Linked DNA regions of Homo sapiens: region 1 is linked to region 2. A link is a contact called in ENCODE Hi-C or POLR2A ChIA-PET data. All regions are on one chromosome and are shown on one strand. Each heading gives the region's core, a stretch centred on a gene start or an enhancer-like site at or near the end of the contact. The rest is flanking DNA. Distances are from core to core; before and after follow the strand shown. Region 1 has its middle 24 kb from the start of PTGES. Region 2 has its middle 62 kb from the start of LINC00963.

Evidence for each region. Hi-C counts contacts between places; a loop is a spot of excess contacts on that map. ChIA-PET counts read pairs that join two places held with the same protein, here RNA polymerase II (POLR2A).
Region 1: a map of endothelial cell of hepatic sinusoid shows a loop between it and region 2 (3-fold over the local background). The contact joins two enhancer-like sites. A Hi-C loop is called at or near these places in 1 of 168 maps with a recorded cell type or tissue (endothelial cell of hepatic sinusoid). POLR2A ChIA-PET finds 5 or more read pairs at or near these places in 1 of 52 experiments (activated B cell).

Annotation. Positions count from the first base shown.
Region 1 is chr9:129,775,839-129,778,977 of GRCh38, reverse strand. No RefSeq gene overlaps it. Among named protein-coding and RNA genes, the nearest start is that of PTGES, 24 kb to the right of the region's middle. RefSeq lists enhancers at 1,514-1,808, 1,439-1,954. Within about 2 kb of position 1,702, at least 18 of the 41 ENCODE cell types and tissues checked have a DNase peak (open chromatin) inside an H3K27ac peak, as active enhancers do.
Region 2 is chr9:129,548,682-129,551,957 of GRCh38, reverse strand. No RefSeq gene overlaps it. Among named protein-coding and RNA genes, the nearest start is that of LINC00963, 62 kb to the right of the region's middle. Within about 2 kb of position 1,622, at least 26 of the 41 ENCODE cell types and tissues checked have a DNase peak (open chromatin) inside an H3K27ac peak, as active enhancers do.

The DNA of each region.
Region 1 (3,139 bases), core at 453-2,952, 230 kb before region 2:
CCCAATCTGTGGCATTTTATTTATTTATTTATTTATTTTAGAGCCAAGGTCTTGTTTTGTCACCTGGGCTGGAGTGCAGTGGTACCATCATGGCTCCCTGCAGCCTCAAACGGCTGGGCTCAGGGCATCCTCCTGCTTCAGCATCCCAAGTGGCTGGGACTACAGGTGCATGCCACCACGCTTAGCTATTTTTTTTTTTTTTTTAGAGATGGGGTCTTGCTATGTTGTCCAGGCTGGTCCTGAACTCCTGGGTTCAAGTGATCCTTCTGCCTCAGGCTTCCAAAGTGCTGAGATTACAGGTGTGAGTCATCACACCTGGCAATGGCATTTTATTATGGCAGCCTGAGCTGACTAAGGTAGACAGCAGGGAAAGAAGCTTCCATGCATTCCTCTTTGGGGAATCTGAACTTTCCAAGGCCTGCCTCCCTCCTCTGCAGGACGCTGGAACATGTTCAGTGATAGGTGGGCCTGAGGCTGTGCATCCCATGTCCCCAGAGCCTCTCTGTTGCTAGAAAATGTTCTTTCTTTCCTTGTGATTAAGGAGAAATCTGCCTTCCTGGGCCTCTCCACCCCTGGGGCCTGTCTCTACTACTCTACTATTTGGGTTTCTAGAACCCTCCCATCTCCTTTGGAGACATCCTCTTTCTTTTTTCTTTTCTTTTCTTTTTTTTTTTTTTGAGACAGATTCTTGCTCTGTCACCCAGGCTGGAGGGCAGTGGCACGATCTCAGCTCACTGCAACCTCCGCCTCCCAGGTTCAAGCGATTCTCCTGCCTCAGCCTCCCGAGTAGCTGGGATTGCAGGTGCCGGCCACCACGCCCAGCTAATTTTTTGTATTTTTAGTACAGATGGGGTTTCACCATGTTGGCCAAGCTGGTCTCGAACCTCTGACCTCATGTGATCCTCCCGCCTAGGCCTCCGAAAGTGCTGGGATTACAGGCGTGAGCCACCTCGCCCAGCCTCAGCCTTTCTCCTAATCATCACCTTGCCCTGGGCGGGTCCTAACTGCCGGGAGCCCCCAGCAAGCCTCATCTTAACAAGCCAGAACATAGCCCACATGAGGGGATGGGGGAGTGACTGGAAGTCACTGGGCCATGGTTGCAAAGGTGGCGAATGGCAGAGGAGCTGGGACACACCCACAGGGTGTCTGACCGTGATTTTAACTGCTCTTCCACGCCTCCGTGAATGAATGAATGAATGAACACATGTTCTACTACCAGACTTTGTTTTTCAGAAATATAGCAACCCTTTGGAAAAATCATAGGTCCTGTCACTAACAAGTTGAATTTAGTTATCAAGTCACTTTCTTGGTTAGAGAAGAGGAAAGGGGAGGAGGAGATGGGAAGAGGAGGAGGGAGGAGGGAGGATGAAGAAGCTCTGACGGGACCCAGTAGTGCAAGGCAGAGGGTGTCTCCGGAGGAAGCTTCCCTTCACTGTGGCAATTTCCTGAGGCTTGGTCTTGGCTTCTCGCAGCAAACAGGGTCTTCATCTGCCCAGCATCTGAACCCTAACCGCAGAGGGTTGAGAGACAGAGGAGGGGGCCCCCACAGGGCCTGTGGTTTGAGTGAGGAAAGCAATTGTGTAAAAGTGGAGAGCCTTTCCGCAGCCCAGGGCCAGTCCCTGCCTGAGTCATGCTAGAGAGAGAGGGAGGAGCAGGCAGGATCCTGGAGCTCCCTGGATTTCAAGCTGGCCGTGGCCTCCCGGGTGACGTCACTGCGGTCATTGCCTGATGAGCTCAGGCAGAGGCGCCTGGGGACGGGGTAAGTGGTGAGAGGGAGGGCCACGGCTGTCTTGGGTGAACCCCAGGCTCCAGTTGGAGACTCTGCTGTGGCAAGAGGTCCACCCCACCCCCGGGCGCCATCTGGGGACACTCCGGCATCCCATTCCAATGGCTGTTCTGCCAGGGCCTCACCCTGGCTCTTGGTCTTAGGACTGCTGTGTTTGCCTGCCTAGGTGTGCGGGTCAATCTGTGCAGAGCTGGGGAGCAAGTGATCACTGGGAGCAAAGACAGCTTTCAGCCTGGAGGGAGAAGCATTTCTTCCCGCTAGGATAATGGCCAATTCAGAGGCCCTAGACCATGCTGTCCCCAGAGCCTGGGTGCATTGCTGATGACGAGATCCCAGCCGGGGGTCAGGCCTCCCAGGACTGTCAAGCTGGGCTGCTTGAGTCCCTGGCTCCAGGGGTGGGGGTGGGGCTGAATGGCAAGGGAGAGAGCTGGTCCATTCCAGGCTCCAACCTCAGAACCCTCTGGGAGTAAGATTACCCAGCCCTGTGCTCGGGCTGAGCAATCAACTATAGCGCACACGCTCCTTTACTGTGGTTCCGAGATAGTTAATTGAAATCTGGATACTCTGGGTAAAGTCAGAACATCCAGCTGGGCCCAGCATGGGAGATCAGCTTGATGAGTCTCCCGCACCCTATTCTGGGCATCAGCAGAGTCAGTTCTCTGAAGAGTCTTTTTCATATATATCACATAGATAGAGAGATAGGCAGGTTGGTAGGTAGGTAGATAGGTCAATAGGTAGGTAGGTAGGTAGTTAGACATAGGTATCTATCTATCTATCTATCTATCTATCTATCTATCTATCTATCTATCTATCTATCTATCTTACTGTAGTTTAGCACAGACATTGGTTAAGTCATGTCACTCCTCTGAACCTCAATTTTCTCATCTCTAAAATGGGGATATTAGGCCGGGCGAGGTAGCTCATGCCTGTAATCCCAGCACTTTGGGAGGCCAAGGCAGGTGGATCACCTGAGGTCAGGAGTTCAAAACCAGCCTGGCAAACATGGTGAAACCCTGTCTCTACTAAAAAATACAAAAAAAATTAGCCAGGTGTGGTGGCACGCACCTGAAGTCCCAGCTACTCGGGAGGCTGAGGCAGGAGAATTGCTTGAGACTGGGAGCCAGAGGTTGCAGTGAGCCAAGATCACACCATTGCACTCCAGCCTGGGTGACAGAGCAAGACTCTGCCTCTAAAAAATATAAAATAAAATAAAATAAAATAGAGATAATAATAGACCCACCTCCTAGGATTGCTACATGAGGGCAATGAACTGATCTACATAAAGCACCAAGCATAGTGTCTGGCAGGTAAAGTTGGCCAGTAATGTCATCAACATTGTTATATAATAATAAT
Region 2 (3,276 bases), core at 373-2,872:
TCACTGAGAGCAGAGGGTGGGGTAGAGTTGGGGACCTCCACCCCCCCGGCCCAAGTATGTTTTGAGTCCTATTTACCATAGCTGTGGGAACAGAGTGGGCAAGGGCTGCACTCCTAAGGTAAGTTCTGGAAGTGGGGAGGCTGGGGGCAGGCCAGGTAGGTGCCAGTGCCCCTGTGAAGTCCTCAGAGACACCCCACACCTCAGCCCTGGGTGAAGCCCACCTGTCATTCCTTTTCATGCCTCTCCCCAGTTCCTTCCCAGCCCCAGAGCACCTGTCATGACCCCTTTGTCTCCTGTGAGGTCCTTGTCTAGAGTTCCTAGCTGCAGCCCTAGGGCTTAGAATGCACTTGGAGCATAGTAGGTCTTCAATAAATAAGTGCTGCATAGATTAGTAAGGTGCATGGGAGGCATCACTGGGGCTGTGGTGTTCTGTTTGTTTGTTTGTTTGAAACACAGTCTTGCTCTGTCGTCCAGGCTGGAATGCAGTGGCTTGATCTCAGCTCACTGTAACCTTCTCCCAGGTTCAAGGGATTCTCCTGCCTCAGCCTACCAAGTAGCTGGGATTACAGGCATGCACCACCACGTGCAGCTAATTTTTGTATTTTTAGTAGAGACGGAGTTTCACCATGTTGGCTAGGCTGGTCTTGAACTCCTGACCTCAAGTGATCCGCCTGCCTTGGCCTCCCAAAGTGCTGGGATTAGAGTTGTGAGCCACGCACAGCACCTGGCCTGTTTTCATTTTTTTAGACACAGTTTCCCCCTGACGCCCAGGCTGGAGTGCAGTGGTGAGATCTCAGCTCACTGCAACCTCGGTCTCCCAGGCTGCAGTGATTCTTATGCCTCAGCCTCCCGGAGTAGCTGGCATTACAGGTGCGCATCACTACATCCAGCTAATTTTTGTATTTTAGTAGAGACGGCGTTTTGCCATGTTGGCCAGGCTTGTCTTGAACTCCTGACCTCAAGTGATCTGCCTGCCTCGGCCTCCCAAAGTGCTGGGATTACAGGCGTGAGCCACCGCGCCCGACCTGGGACTGCTTTTTTTTTTAACCTTTCTTAACCACTGGTGTCTTTGAGAAACCGATGAAATGTTTGGATTCTCTCCAGACAAATGCACCCCAAATGTGACACAGAATTTCAGGGACACCCCCCACCCAAGGTCATCCACAAAGCCCAGCTTAAGATCTGTTTGTCTGAGGGAGAGGGGGCTCCTGAGATCCTGGGGAGACGGTGGGGAAGGTGTTACCAAGGGGGACATGGGGACCCCAACCACCCCACAGCGGGCTGGCGAAGAGTGGGGTGGATGAACCCCTTTTCTTGTACTCTCTGCTCCAGAAGGAAAGGGGGCGAGTAGGAGGTGATCGGGGAGGAGCGGGAACACAGGAGGGAAAGAATCCGAGGCAGCGGAAGAGACCGGAATCGGAGGGTAGGGGCGCGGTGGAGAGGCTCAGCCCCGCGGAGGGAATCGGAGCAAGCGCAGCGGCGCCAGTGGGGAGAGGGCCGGGCCAGGGCCGCCCAGGAGGGCCGAGCGCCGCCAGTGCCGAGATGCCCGGGCCGCCGTCCAGCTCCGATCGCCTGCCGCGTTCCTGGCAACCGCGCGCGGCTTCCCGGCGGAGGCGGGGCCCGCGGAGAGGTTACATCTGCACCAAGTGCCTGGGCGCAGCCGGCCCGGAGGGCAGTGATGTGGGGTTCGGGTGGGGGAAGATAGGGGGCCCTGGAGGGGGCGCGAGGGCGGCCGGCGAGCCGGGCGGGGAGAGGGAGGAAAGGCTGCGGCGGCGGCGCGGTCCGGGCCCCGGAAACATTCCTCCGAGGGGCGCCCCCGCCCGAGCTTCTGGGGTCCGCGCGTCCCGGCCGGGGCTCTCTTGGGGGTCGCCTCGCCCGCTTTCCGCCCCAGAAGGCCAGTGAACCGTTCCCCCACGGCCTCCCCAAATCCCAGAGTCCGGCCGCTCCCGCTGGCCGTCCCCTCTCCCCCGAGAACGAGCCCGCCTGGAGCGGTCGCGTGGGCTCTGACACGGGCAGGAGGGCTGCCACTTGCGCCCACCCCCTCCTTCCCTCGCGGTCCGCCGGGTCCGCCCAGCTCTCGTGGGATTGGGCTGGTGTCTTCTGCACCCAATCAGGTGGTGTGGGCACCGCACTGCGTCACTCCCCTGCTCCCGGACCATCTGCGGCTCCCTATTACCACCTCTACATTCTGGTTTACAGCCTTGAGTAGGGCCCAGCACCGCGGGTAGGCTCGGGTGTCCCACTCTCCAGCACCGGGGGTCCTCCTCTCTGGTTGGGCTGTGGGTTGAGGGGCTCTGGACCAGACACCGGCCTACCCCGTGAGCCTCCTCCTATTTTTCTTTCTCTTTCTCTCTCTCCTCTCCCTCTGTTCCTGTGTGTCTGACAGCCTCTCTGTCACGCACACACATTGTATTGCTTCTGTCAGTAGACTGAATGCATTCGGTGCCACCTAGATACCAGCCAGGTCCTGGGCCTTGCACTGGGCCCTGGACGGCACCTGGGCTGAGCCGGAAACAGCCCCTGCCCTCTGAGAACTCAGGCCCTGGCAGGCAGAGTGGAGGCTGCCCAGGGAGGAGGGTAAAAGCTGAACTCTGGAGTCCAGTCAGTAGCTTTGGGTTTAAATTCCGCCCTTCCACTTCCTGGCTGGGTGTGTCCTTGGGCAAATTATACTTGGAACCTCAGCTGGCCCAGCTGTCAAATGGGAATAGAATTGTCAGTCGGCGCCACCTCATGGGGCTAGGTTGGGAGGGTTTAAGGAGATAACACCAGTAGCTCTTGGCATACACGGTCCCTTTTAGTAAGCTTCCAGCATGGAAGGAAGTACGAGGACAGAGACTGGACAAGAACCGAGGGTCCATTTGGAGTCCTTAGAATCGATGCCTTTGAGCAGACAGACTCCCCAGCAGCCCTGCAGGCATCATCAGAGAATAACCGAGTTTTCTAACCCCCTCATGTCAGACCACTATCATTCAAGCACAACCATGGGTGTGAGCCCCAGTTGGGAAAGTTTACTATTAAGGCTCTAAAAGAAGCCTGCAAATACTGGAGCCCAGTGCATAAATAGAGAGGGAGCCTCAGCTGAGACGCCTGAGCTAAGTGTCCAGGAGGCAGGGGGATTTGGGCCAGGGCTGGTGGGTGTATCATGGCACTCCAGGAACAAACAGGGAGCCAAAGGCAAAGGTCCAAAGCATGACTTCCACAAGGACACACACACACTCAGACCAACCAGGGTCAAGGCTCCAGTTCTTGTTTCACGGGTCCTGGTGGAGCCTGGCC